Linked DNA regions of Homo sapiens: region 2 is linked to region 1. A link is an interaction called in ENCODE POLR2A ChIA-PET data of the cell type or tissue named here. Cell type or tissue: PC-3. All regions are shown on one strand. Each heading gives the region's core, and the rest is flanking DNA. Links, peaks and the distances in the headings are about the cores only.

Region 1 (6,279 bases), core at 719-5,718:
AGTTGAAGAGTGCCTTAAAGGTCACATTATCTAAATTCTCACTGAATACATTAATCTTCTCTGCCACATCCAAATGTTTGAACACCTCTCACTTCAGAGACCAAAAAAAGCTAGTAATTTGAGTAATTTAATTAAACATTTACCTGACTTTCTTGGAATTCATTTTCCCTATATTAAATCAGTGACATTATCATTTACACCTATTTGTCCTTTACTAAACTCAACCCCATGGCTAAATGGCAGTCCTTCAAATATTGAAAGACAGCTCTCATTAACACATGAATGGTTCTCAGTCATGCTTCCTGTTACATGGCTGAAAGTCCTGAAGTCATCTCAGTCTTTCTCATCTGGGCACGTTACTATGTGTCAGTTAACACTGTAACCTTTTAAAGGGAGAACACCCAGTGCCCAACTGCCTGATACTGAACAGAACACTAGTCATAGTTCTGGACTATTCATTATCCATCCATACATTAGAAAATGACACAGAGCCTTTGATACTCACACTGTTGACTTTATTCTTCAGCCATTTTTACTCTGACAGCATTCAAGATGCATCTTCCAAATAACAGCAATATTTGAATCATGATAAAAGTATTAGATTTTCTGGGCCCTTGTTTGACAATTTGCAGTATCTTAGTAAGTTTATAGTGTGGAATAAGGCCTAACTTGTCATTTTTTCCTCACACATCTGTAATCCTACTACAGCATTCATGTATCATCACCTTCTTGCTTTCAATCACCTATGAATTTGATTATCATTATTTAAGCATTCTTCCCCAATTCATCAATAATGTAAAACAGGAGAGAGCCCCATGCTCTCCACTAGAGAACTCCTTTGAGAATGGAAAGGATACATTATTTAAACTTCACTGACCTACGCAAAGTTATATTTATTTTTCTATCTTTCTTTATAAGTGCATCATAAAATAGTTTGTCAAATGCCATGTTTTTCTGCCCATTAAAAAACAACATCTAACTAGCTGTTTCTTTCAGTCCTATAGTGATCACTATAATATACTACATTCGTAGTTATTTAAATTCCTACCTAAAAATTAATAACAAACTTATTGTGGCCTCATTGCTTTCAATCTATCTACTACCAATCCTCACATATTGTTCAATGATACATGAAGCCTGTGCACACACACACACACAATTATGAATGAATTTATGTTACCATAATCTTATGTAAGCCCAGGGAATTTAGTATTATATGGCTACATAAGCTAAAGTTAGGACAAAGTTTCAGATCATTTTATTCTTTGCAATTTCACAACAAGCTTCAAGTTGCCAGGCGACATATTATCACATATGTATTGTGAACTCAGTGTAATAAACAACTTTGATCTTTCACTAGGGTGATAACTAAGGAAAGCTAATTAGCAACGTTTGCAGATTTGTGTTGCTCTAATCTAACTTCATTTCTGGGCCAGGTGGTTTGACAACAAGAAAAACTGATTTCTTAACATCGCTGCTTATGTTCATAGCAACATTGGCTTGACTCCCAAGTTTTAAAAAATGACCACACTTACCTTTCTTCCTGCTAAAAGCACGGTTCATGATGAGGATCAGCCAAATAAATGTTCAGTTCCACGACTTAAATCCTGTAAAAGTGACAAAATATTAAAACATAAACAAAGGACTGTTGACTGACCTCTCTTTTGCTAATGTGGTTTTAATTATAAAGGCTTTTTAAATTTTTAAAAATATTTACAAACAATATTCTAAAATGCCTCAAAGGACATTGGGTAAGAAAAAACACAAGTACTTAATAACGTGAGTGGCACAAGCAGATAGGAATGTCTCACAGAAATTCCTCCCAAGTTCTTCAATTTTGTCTTTTTTCTATTATATATCCATCATTAACTATATTTATTTGCAAACTTAAGGAGAAGAAAGATCAATACTTTTTCCTCAGCTTGTTGACAAGAGGTGTGTATATAAACACTTTACTTTTTATTTACCTGAGGCCCAGAAGAGTTTCGTGTTTATTACAAAGTCACAAAGACAGGTGATATACTAGGAGCAGTGGTTAAAACATAGGATAAAATTACCTACCACTTAAGATTGTTTTACACATTAGGAAAGGTATGAAAGTACTTGGCACAGTATTTGGTACATATTGAGCTCAGAAGATATTAGCTACAATCTTTGTCTTAGATATAGCATGGGATCTAAATTTAGTGCTCTTTTTATATGCATTATTTATCCATCCAAGAGGTCCTCTTAATACCTGTTCTGTAGTGTATTCACTATGAGGGTTACACATCAAATTCAGCAGCTTAGGTAAAGGACTTTATGTACTGTTGTCCAATTGAGATATTTCCATTTTATATATTTAATGACTTCGTGTAAAAAACAACAACAACAAAAAGATTTCTGGAGTAATTCCCTCAGAGACTCAGAGACAATTCACATTAAGGTCTAAGAAGAAAGTTATGATTAAATATTTATTGGTACTGCATTGTAATCTATATTTGGGGTCCACAAAATAGTTAATCTTACTGATACAACACTCAGAAATAACTTTGCTGCTCTAGCAACAGAATATTCATGAATTGACATTAAGATAGCCTTTCACTTCTACTTTATCTTCTGTGAGGACTAGTGTTACAGGTATATTACAGGGTAACACAAATACTTTTTAGAATTAAAATATTTTGCTATTTTTTAAAAATTTGCATTTTTTTCATTTTTAGAATTCAACCACATTAAATAAAACTGTTTAATAATGTTCTTCCTTGATAACCTAGAGACCTGCTTCAACAGAAATCAAAGGAAACTCATGTGCTTGGTGTAAGAGCCCAGTTTGGTGTGTTCCATCTTCAGATGACAAGACAGTAACTGAATTCTGGGTAAAACTTTCCCCACTCTCTGCCCACTATTGCCTAGAGGTCTCAGCTGTTAGAGATAAATTCACGAGAGACCAAAAGCTCTGCATGATTCTGGAAATAGCTTCCCCCATTCCACTCTAAGTCTCAAAGTCTCACCACCACTTCCTGCTAGGAGACCTTCATAATTTTATCACATTCTTTATTCCGAAGTATGTGAGTCAACATAAGCAGCTCAGGTTACTCTCATCACTCAGAGAATCTAATTCTAATGCATTACATTCTGTAACCACATCTTTCACTTCTCCCATCATCTGGAAACATTTCACTGTGTCATCTGGCATTCACAGTAAATCATTATCAAAATGCACTCGCATTTTTTCTAAAGATTTTATCCACTCTGCCGCTCTTCTTGAAACCTAGTTGTTGCCTGAGCAAACTAGTTCTACTGCAGTCCTTTCAAGAGGCTGGCTGTTTATCTCCCACACATATTATACCAATAGACCAAGAAATTATGCATTTTCAATTACTGTACTTCTCTTTTTTTTCAAAACCCTTAATTTCTTTTGAGGATTTTGCCATCAGACTGTATATACATAATGGAATACAACACAACAGAGAATATAATATATTTGGTATCATTTCAAAAGTCACTTTTCACCTATATCTTAACAGACCTGGTTATTTATTGAGCATATCCTGAAGAAATAAGGAAAAAATAAAAATAAACTAGTAGAAAAAGAACGTAATATATGCAAATGTAAAATCTGTCTTCTCTGGAAAAATAAAGTAACAAAATACTATGAAGTTTATTAATCAGCAGACAAAATTTAATATACCTGTCCACTACTCAAATTTCATCACTATGAGGTGGACATTTTCAACAAAAGAAGATTGTGAAATATAAAAAAAGGAGTTTAATACTATATGATTTAAAAATTCTTAAAATTAAACAATAGCGTGGCTTTTAAATTAAAAAAATAAAATATAAACAACTTGGGGGCATATAAATGGAACAAGAATAACAACAAAAAAAAACTCTTCACATAATTATATAAAGTTCATTGGAGCAAACATGGAGGATATATAATGACATGATAATACAATGACTCTAAAACACCAGAAGCACTTTTGCTTGCTCACAAAATGCATAGATATAAATGTCGATATATATCAGATAAGTCATTCTTTTGAAATAAACTATAATTTAACTATCCAAACCCCACTTCTTAGCATTTTATTTGATGCAATGTGCACTCTACACTTTTTTTGTAAAACACGTCTTACAACTCCACCAGAAAGTATGTAGATACTAGCTACTTTGTTCAGTACCCCAACGTGTATAATACAATACGTGACACTAGGTTGGCATTCAATGTACTATTTATTTTATGTATTAATAATGCATGTTTTAATGTACTTTTATAATTGAAATAAAATATATAGTTAAAATTTTAATGTGAATAAGTTAAGAAATACAATTCTATGTAAATTGACTTTATCTCAATTTATGGTGTAACATAAATCCTTCTTTATAGAGAAACTTTTCACAAATATTGTTTTAGTGACTACAAACACATGCATGAATCATTTCCCTATTATTAAAAAATTGTTACTTTTGGGAGGCAGAACAAGATGGCAGAATAGAAGGCTCCACCAATCGTCTCCCCAACAAAGACATCAATTTAACAACTATCCAAACAAACAAACAAAAGAACCTTCACAAGAATCAAACATCAGATGAGCACTCACAGTGCCTGGTTTTAACTCAGTATCACTGAAAGAGGCACTGAAAAGGTAGAAGGAACAGTTCTGAATCACCAGCATCACTCCTCTCCTACCCTCAGCAGGAGCATTTCTGAGTGCTGGGGAAGGGAGACCACAGCAATTGTAAGGCGTTCAACTCAGTGTTATCCTGTTATAACAAAAAGGAAAACCACACCAAACTCAACTGACCCCTGGCCATGGAGGGAGCTTTTAAAACTGCCTTAGCCAGAGGGATATGTCTGATCCCAGCTGTCGAAACTTTAGTTACCACAAGCCTTGCCACTGTGGGCTAAAGTGTTCTGGGGCTCCAAATAAACTGGAAAGGCAGTCTAGGCCATAAGCAATGCAAGTTTTAGGTGAGTCCTAGTGATGAACTGGGTCCAGAGCTAGTAGAATGCTGGGGCACGTGACCTACTGAGACACAAGCTGAGGCAATTAAGCTCCAAAAGAGACCCCTTCTTTCCATTCAAGGAGAGAAGAGGGAAGAGTGGAAAGGACTCTGTCTTGCATCTTGGATAGCAGCTCAGTGACAGCAGGGTAGGGCATCTGTCAGAGTTATCAGGTACCTGTTCCAGGCTCTAGCTCCAATACAACATTTCTAGACATCTTGCACCAGAAGATAATCCTTTCTCTTTGCCTTGAAAGGAAAAACTCAGTACTAGTAGCCTTCATTACCTACTAACTGAAGAGCCCTTGGGCATTGAATAACCAGCAGTAATACTCAGGTGGTACATCAAGAAACTTGGGTGAGACTCTGAGGCTTGCTGGCTTCAAGTGAGACTCAGCACATTCCCAACTGTGGTGGCTATGGGGCAAGACTCCTTCAGCTTGAGAAAAGTGGAGGGAAAAGTAAAGGGGACTTTGTCTTGCACCTAGATACCAGCTCAGCCACAGTGGGGTAGAGAACCAACTCGTCTCTTGGGGTTGCTGATTCCAAAACTGGGCTCTTGCACAACATTTCTGGACCTGTCCTTGGCCAGAGGCGAGTCCACTGCCCAGAAGGGTGAGTCTCAGGACTGGCAAGATTCAGCACAAGCTGACTAAAGAGCCCACGGACCTTAAGGTAACATCAGCAGTAGGCTGGCAGTACTCACTGCAGGCCTGTAGTGACAGTTGCCATGGGGTGAGGCATACCTTCCTTTGGAAAGGGGATGAAAGATTGAGAAGGACTGTGTCTTGTGGTTTCAGCTCAGCCACAGTACAATAGAACACCAGAAAGACTTCTAAGTGGTTTTGACTCTAGTTCACGGCTTCCAATAGGCAACTCTGGACCTGCCTGGGGCCTGGGATAACACAGTGCCCTGAATGGAAGGACAGAGGCCTAGCTGGCTTTGCCACCTGCTGACTGTAAAGCCCCATGGTCTTGAGAGAAAACAGGCAATAGCCAGGGGTTACAGCAGGTCTTGGGCAAGAACCAGTGCTGTTCTGGCTTCAGGTCTGACCCAACACAGTATGTCACTCCACCCTACTTCTGGTGGTTCAGAACAGAGAGAGAGAGAGAGAGAGAGAAAGAGAGACCCCATTTGTTTGAAAGAAAAAGAAAAGAAGAAGAGAAGAGGTCAACTCTCTGCATGGTGATCTGGAGAATTCTTTCAGATCTTGTCCAAGACCATCAGGGCAGTATCTCTATGAGTCTCTAAGAACCACAGCATTACTGGGCTTGGGGTCCCCCCCAAAG
Region 2 (6,279 bases), core at 399-5,398, 170 kb after region 1:
TTAATTTTGTATCCTAATTTTTATCTTTTGTAAGTCACAAATTACATGATACGTTGAAGTTGTTCTACCTGTATTTATCATTGTGTATAAATTTATTTTCATAAAATATCATATTTGTTAATCAAAATGAAAACAGCATATAATTATACTGTAAAATTTAAACATAAAAATCCAAGAATCATAGTTTCATGACATAATAATACTAGCTATCATTTATTGACCACCTACAAAATCATTATTTTCCTTCAATAATTCTGCTTCTATTGTATTTATTCTGTTGATAAATGGTACAAACACCCAAGTTACCAAAACCAGAAAACTTAGAATCCAGATTTACGCCATTCTCCTGCCTACATCCTACTGTTTACCTCCCACAATTATTGATAGTCATCAAATACACAAAAAGTACAAAACATTATTTCTTCTTTAATATCTTGGAATGAAGTCATTTCCCATGGTCATCCCTCTAAACTAGGCTTCCACTCCCTCTTGCCTAGACATATTGGCAGACATCAACTCAGCTCTTTCTAAAACGTAGATGATGACATTTTGTCACCAACTCCATTATAACCTTTGTTAAATGGTTTTGAATTGCTCTTAGAATGAAGTACAAACTTTGGATTGTAAAGTCTGACCAGATGACTCCCTGCCTCACTGGCTTCATCTCCAGCAATTTTAGTCCCTCTTCTCTTTCTACCCTATTCTCTAGCTCTATTTTCAGTCTCCTATTCTGTAGCTAAACCATACATTCTCTCCTCCTGCTTACACATTTGAACCACTCTCTGCACACTCTCATTGCTTTCTACCAAGAAATCTTCCCTCACAACTAGAATGTCAAATCCCCTGCCAAGAGAACGTTTTTATAATACCCCAGCAACAAATACCACAGAGATCAAATGTCTAACAGTTTAACTTACCAAAGAAAGACAAAATGATGAAATTAACTGCCAAAATTAGGACAACTTTGAATATGGTATTTTGATTAAGAAATTGGTTTTAGGTTTGTTTTTAAAAAAAGGAAAATAAACTATTTAAAGTTAAATTTTAGACTACCCTAAGGGCTGAAATGTTCTCTGAGGTTATCTAGTCCATCTTCTCAGTGAAGAAAAATGTTATCAAATACTTAAGTGAAAAGTACATGTTGAACAATTAGAAACTATTGATATTAGTAATTTTATATCTTAGGTTATATTTACCCAAATCTTATCATTTGACAAAACCAAGGAGGAAAAATGGGATTAAGAAGAAATCAGGCCAGGCACGGTGGCTCACACCTATAATCCCAGCACTTTGGGAGGCTGAGGAGGGCGGATCACTTGAGGTCAGGAATTCGAGACCAGCCTGGCCAACATGGTGAAACCCCGTCTCTACTAAAAATACAAAAATTAGCCAGGCGCAGTGGCACATGCCTGCAATCCCAGTTACTCAGGAGACGGAAGCAGGAGACTCACATGAACCTGGGAGGCAGAGGCAGCAGTGAGCCAAGATTGCGCCACTCCACTCCAGCCTGGGCGACAGAACAAGACTGTCTTGAAAATAAATTTTGAAAATCTTTTTAAAAAGAAGAAATTAGACTATCTCACCTAACATTTTAACTATCCTGACAAATCAAATCAGGCAAAAGTCAAAGGAATATGCAGACAAAACATTGTCAATGGATGTGGTATCACGATAATTATATATTGTTTTTCATCCACATTTCCTGGCTCCCAACTTTCATAGTCCTTGTTATAATGCTGGAGCACTTTAGGCCTCAGGAAACCTCTCTGACCTCCTGTCCTTCCTTTACCTGCCCAAGCAGGACTCTAATCTGATTGTGAATCAAAACACTCATTACAGAGAGTCCTCCCCCATACCCTAAAGGAAGGAATGCTACACAGAGGGGCCAAGAAAAGTCTGAACAGACAGGCCTTTCTGGGTTTAGATCATGTGCTTTGTCCAATCACATTTCTACACTGTTGGTTGTCAATCATGCCTATATAATGAAGCCTTCCTCAAAACCCAAAAAGGGTTCAGAGAGCATCCTTCTGGATAGCTGAACATGTAGAGGTTCTTGGAGGGTGGCCCACCCAGGGAAGGCATGTAAGTCCCTATACGTCGCCCTATGCATCTCTTCATCTGCATCCTTTCTATTATCCTTTATAATAAACTGGTAAACATAAGTAAGTGTTTCCTTGAGTTCTGTAAGCTGCTTCAGCGAATTAATCACATCCAAAGAGGGGATCGTGGGAACTCCAGCTTGAAGTCAGTGGGTCAGAAGTTACAGAGGCCCGGACTTCCAACAAGTGTTGGAGGGGCATGAGGGGCAGTCTTGGGGAATGAGCCCTCAACCTGTGAGATCTGACATTATCTCCAGAGAGATAATGTCAGAATTGAATTAGAAGACACTCATTTGCTGTCCACTGCTTATTGATGGGGAAAAAAACCCATATATTTGGTCACAGAAGTCATCTGTGCTGGTTGTTGTTGTATGAGAGCAGAGGAAAAACATAGTTTGAGAGTTTTTCCTTAAACAATGCATTAATTTTTATGCTTTATCTGACTGAAGAGGATAAAATGAACAAATGTCTTATCACACAGGAGGTACAAGTAGCTATGCCTAAGAGCAGGAAATAAGTAGCTCATTGTGCCATCAGAGGGACAAAAAAGAAGGAATCGAGCATCTGCCAGGAATCTAGGAAGTCAGGTAATTCAAAGGTGTTACATTCTCACTTGTAAAGACAGCTACAAAGGTGGCCTAACTGTCCAGTTGGCATTCAACAGCACACTTTTTCAGCTAGTATGGTGGTTGAGACGCATTACTTCCCATCCTACCAATTGCCCTGGTTCCACTGTTTGCTGGCTGTGGATACTTAGACAAGTTTCTTTACCATTTGTAAATTGTAAAAAACATTTAACATGATGCTTAGGACATAGCACTCTAAATACTATTCTTTGTATCTTTACTCTCTGGTTCGAAAAATCCATTTTGGTGTCAACTCATAGGTATAAGAAAATAGATTAGAGAAATCTTATGAAGATGTTAATATGAATCTTATGAATCTTATGAAGATCTTAATAGACAGAAAGAGACAAATTAAGGAAGGGTGCTATTTTTACTTTATCTGATTATTTCAGCACAAGTGGGAGTTGGAAATTGAATTATCTAGATATACATCCTTTCCCTCATTTTATATCTGCTGTGAGCCAAGTTATATTTTCTACTATAATTTCCAAACTCTTCCATAAGCAGAGTTCCTTTATGGTAATTTCCATACCAAGCAGCATTTATTCTCATTCAAAAACCCACAAGAATGTGGCTCCCTTTTAAAACAAGCAAAGGTCGCCAGAGGGTACTCCTATTCTGTAAGGGCAGAGGGGGGCCCCAGGACAATCTCTAAACAATCATTTCCAAAAGAACAGTAATCCTCTGAGAATTGCAGCACTTTGTATTCTCTGGTCTCCCTTGCCTAGCTTCCCCAGTGTGGTGACTTCCTTAGTTGCCATGAATGAAGGTCATGATCTCATAAAGCAAGCATCTCAAGCATGTTTATTGCATTCTTATGCAAAAAAACTAATATGCACAAGTCAATCACAGTAATGTAGGAGGTCTTGTTACTTCAAATGTCGCCATCAATAACTGCTTCTCTAATGTCTCTTTCACTTTCCTTAGGTATTCCAGTTATTGGCTATGTTTCCCTCCAACCCAATCTCCATGCTTTTAACACCCATACTGATACCAGTTCTAATACATTAGCCTTTCTCAGTCTTGACCAATGACCTGGTTGCCACACAGCTTTACTGCAGACTTTCAGCATCTGTAACATTCCTACCTACAGTTTCACCAACTCTCTTCAAGTGCACTGCCCACACAACCTCTGGCTTTTTATTTCTCACATCCCTCATTCCCAGCAAACCTGCCCATTATGACACTTTGCCTATTCTTTCAGCAGGTTAGGTTAGTCCTAGTTCTGCTTGCCTCCACCTCCTGCTTAAACTACTTGGTTAACTATTTCAGCTAAAGCGAGCAATAATACTCCAAAATATATTTCATCCCTGCTCTTGTCAATTCTCAGATTTGGGTTATTCCTACCACCTTCAGGGCAAAAAGACAAAGAGATATATATCTCCCTACTTTGATTAGAGCACATTACAAAAACCAATATGCATACTGCTAAGTCATTGTAAAGGCTGGGTCAGGTCAAGAACTTGGTGGCAGAAAAAGATTAAATTGCTAATGGTTCCAGTGAACTAGAGTTTTATAAAATTAGTGTTGAAAAAAATGATTCATGACATTATTAAAGAACAGGAAGGCAAACTTTATTCAGGACCATCATAACAGGCGTTGGGACCATTGCAATGGGGTTTTTGCAGTGAGTAAGAAAAATTAGGCTCAACTTCAAATACTACAAGAAAAAGTAGGAATTTGTAGCCAAATAGCAGGATGTAAGACAGTGGAAGAAAAATTACTAGTCAGGATTCTTGCTGAATGAAGGTTAGGGTGATGAGATATCATCTGGGAAATGGTGGAAGGTGAGGACCCTCATTAGATATAGAGTGGTCAAATATTGAGGATGGCCAAAGACACTTAGCAGGATTCTTGCTAAATTTGGCAATGCAGATCAGAACACAGAAGCCCAAAAGTCAAGGCCTGGTTGAGAAGAGGACGCACAAGAGCCTGACCAGGATTTGGTCAAGGAGAAAATCTTTGTCACTAGCTCTTACTTAAAAGTTTACTGTATGTCTGTATTTTTTTATACCTCTGTGAGTGGAACTATAGTTTACCATTTTTTAAAATTTTACTTTTATCAGCTTTATCTTCTATATTTAAATAGTTACTAATTAGTCTTAACATCACACTGTAAGTTTTAAATTACTCAGACCAGGCACTGAAATTGCTTCAATATTTCTTTATGTATATTTAATGTTTTCAATACACTAAAGATACCACACAGCCAATAAATAGTGGTATAATTTTGTGAACTGATTAGATTATGAATTTATATTTCAAAAAATTTTAAATTTAGTTCTCTATTGTCTGAGCTTGTTAGATTATTCCTAGTTTTGCTAGCCTCTACCTCCTGCATAATTTATTCATTTTAAAATAAATCTAGTTAATAAGATGATTGACTTATCTACTGTATTAAAAACTTAATGCATGGTGATTTGAATAATAAGTTTTTATAGACTAATAGCACTAACCATATCTAAAATTTACAAAACCCAAGTAGTCTGTAAAGTTTCTTCAATAATCTAAATTACTACTTCTAAAACTTTTATTTACAAAATTAAGATATCATTTAATAATGGCTATAATTAGGATACTATTTTAAGTAGCCAAATATTTTATTCAAGTTGGTTTGAAAAAGAAAGAAATTCATTATCTCACACAGCAGTAAATCCAGAAATATAGTAGGGAGTCAAGAACCCAATGATTCCATCAAGTACCCAAGGTTTTATATTTTTTCTGCCATTTTAAGGCATTTGTTTTGCCCTCAAGCTGAATCTCCTCGTGACAAAAGATGATCCCTGTAGCAATTTGAAGAAGCATGTATTCCAGATAGGACAAATATCAAAAGCCAACATGTGCTTTCTCATCCAATGTTCCCTTGCTAAGTGGAACTAAATCTTTTCTACCCATTCCCCTTAGTCCTCTCATTTCACCTGACATGTGACATATGACTAAAACTGGGACAAGGAACAATCACTGCCAAGGGGCATAGAAACACCAAGATTTTTAGCTGAACCTAATCTAAAATTCCCTTGAATTAGGAGTAGGATTGACTTCCCCTGAGTTATGTGGGAAAGAGTGGACATTTGAATAATACCAGGGAAAAGAAGAATAAGGAATAGATTTTAGTGGACTATCAATAATTTATGCCACAGTACAAGGAAGGTGATATAGCTCTCAAAAGTGAAAACATGCTTCTTACAAATGGAAATGCAAGAAACGGAAAGAAGAGTTAACTTCAGGTACAAAATCACACCTGGTTTAACCCAATGTCATTGTCATTAAAAGGGAACTTGGAGCCAAGTACAGTGCTCACACCTGTAATACCAGCACATTGGCAGGTCAAAGCCAGAGAATTGTTTAAGCCCAGGAGTTCTAGACAAGCCTGGGCAACACAGTGAGAACCTGTCTCTAGAAGGAATTGTAAAAATTTAAAAATTAGCCATGCATGGTGGCATGCACCTATAGTTTCAGCTACTTGGGAGGCTGAAGTGGGAGGATTACTTGAGTCCAGGAGTTTGAGGCTGCAGTGAGCTATGATTGCACCAGTGCACTCCGGGTTGGGTGAC

Evidence for each region. ChIA-PET counts read pairs that join two places held together with the same protein. Peaks named below come from ENCODE experiments on the same cell type or tissue, not always from the same donor. Only the 100,000 strongest peaks of a DNase experiment are listed, where the experiment ranks them.
Region 2: POLR2A ChIA-PET joins it to region 1 with 5 read pairs; 3 of 35 experiments call an interaction of 5 or more read pairs at or near these places.

What each region holds. Positions count from the first base shown.
Region 1 is chr2:188,472,987-188,479,265 of GRCh38, reverse strand. GULP1 (GULP PTB domain containing engulfment adaptor 1) reads right to left here. Exons shown (of 12, transcript NM_016315.4): 3 at 1,536-1,607. The coding sequence starts at 1,563. Among named protein-coding and RNA genes, the nearest start is that of MIR561, 180 kb to the right of the region's middle. In PC-3, for the core only: no CTCF peak of the experiment used is centred there; a DNase peak (open chromatin) is centred at 3,085.
Region 2 is chr2:188,301,051-188,307,329 of GRCh38, reverse strand. The region is part of intron 1 of GULP1 (GULP PTB domain containing engulfment adaptor 1); the gene reads right to left. Among named protein-coding and RNA genes, the nearest start is that of MIR561, 6.7 kb to the right of the region's middle. RefSeq lists enhancers at 2,285-3,202, 3,203-4,120. In PC-3, for the core only: no CTCF peak of the experiment used is centred there; a DNase peak (open chromatin) is centred at 3,439; H3K27ac peaks cover 472 bases.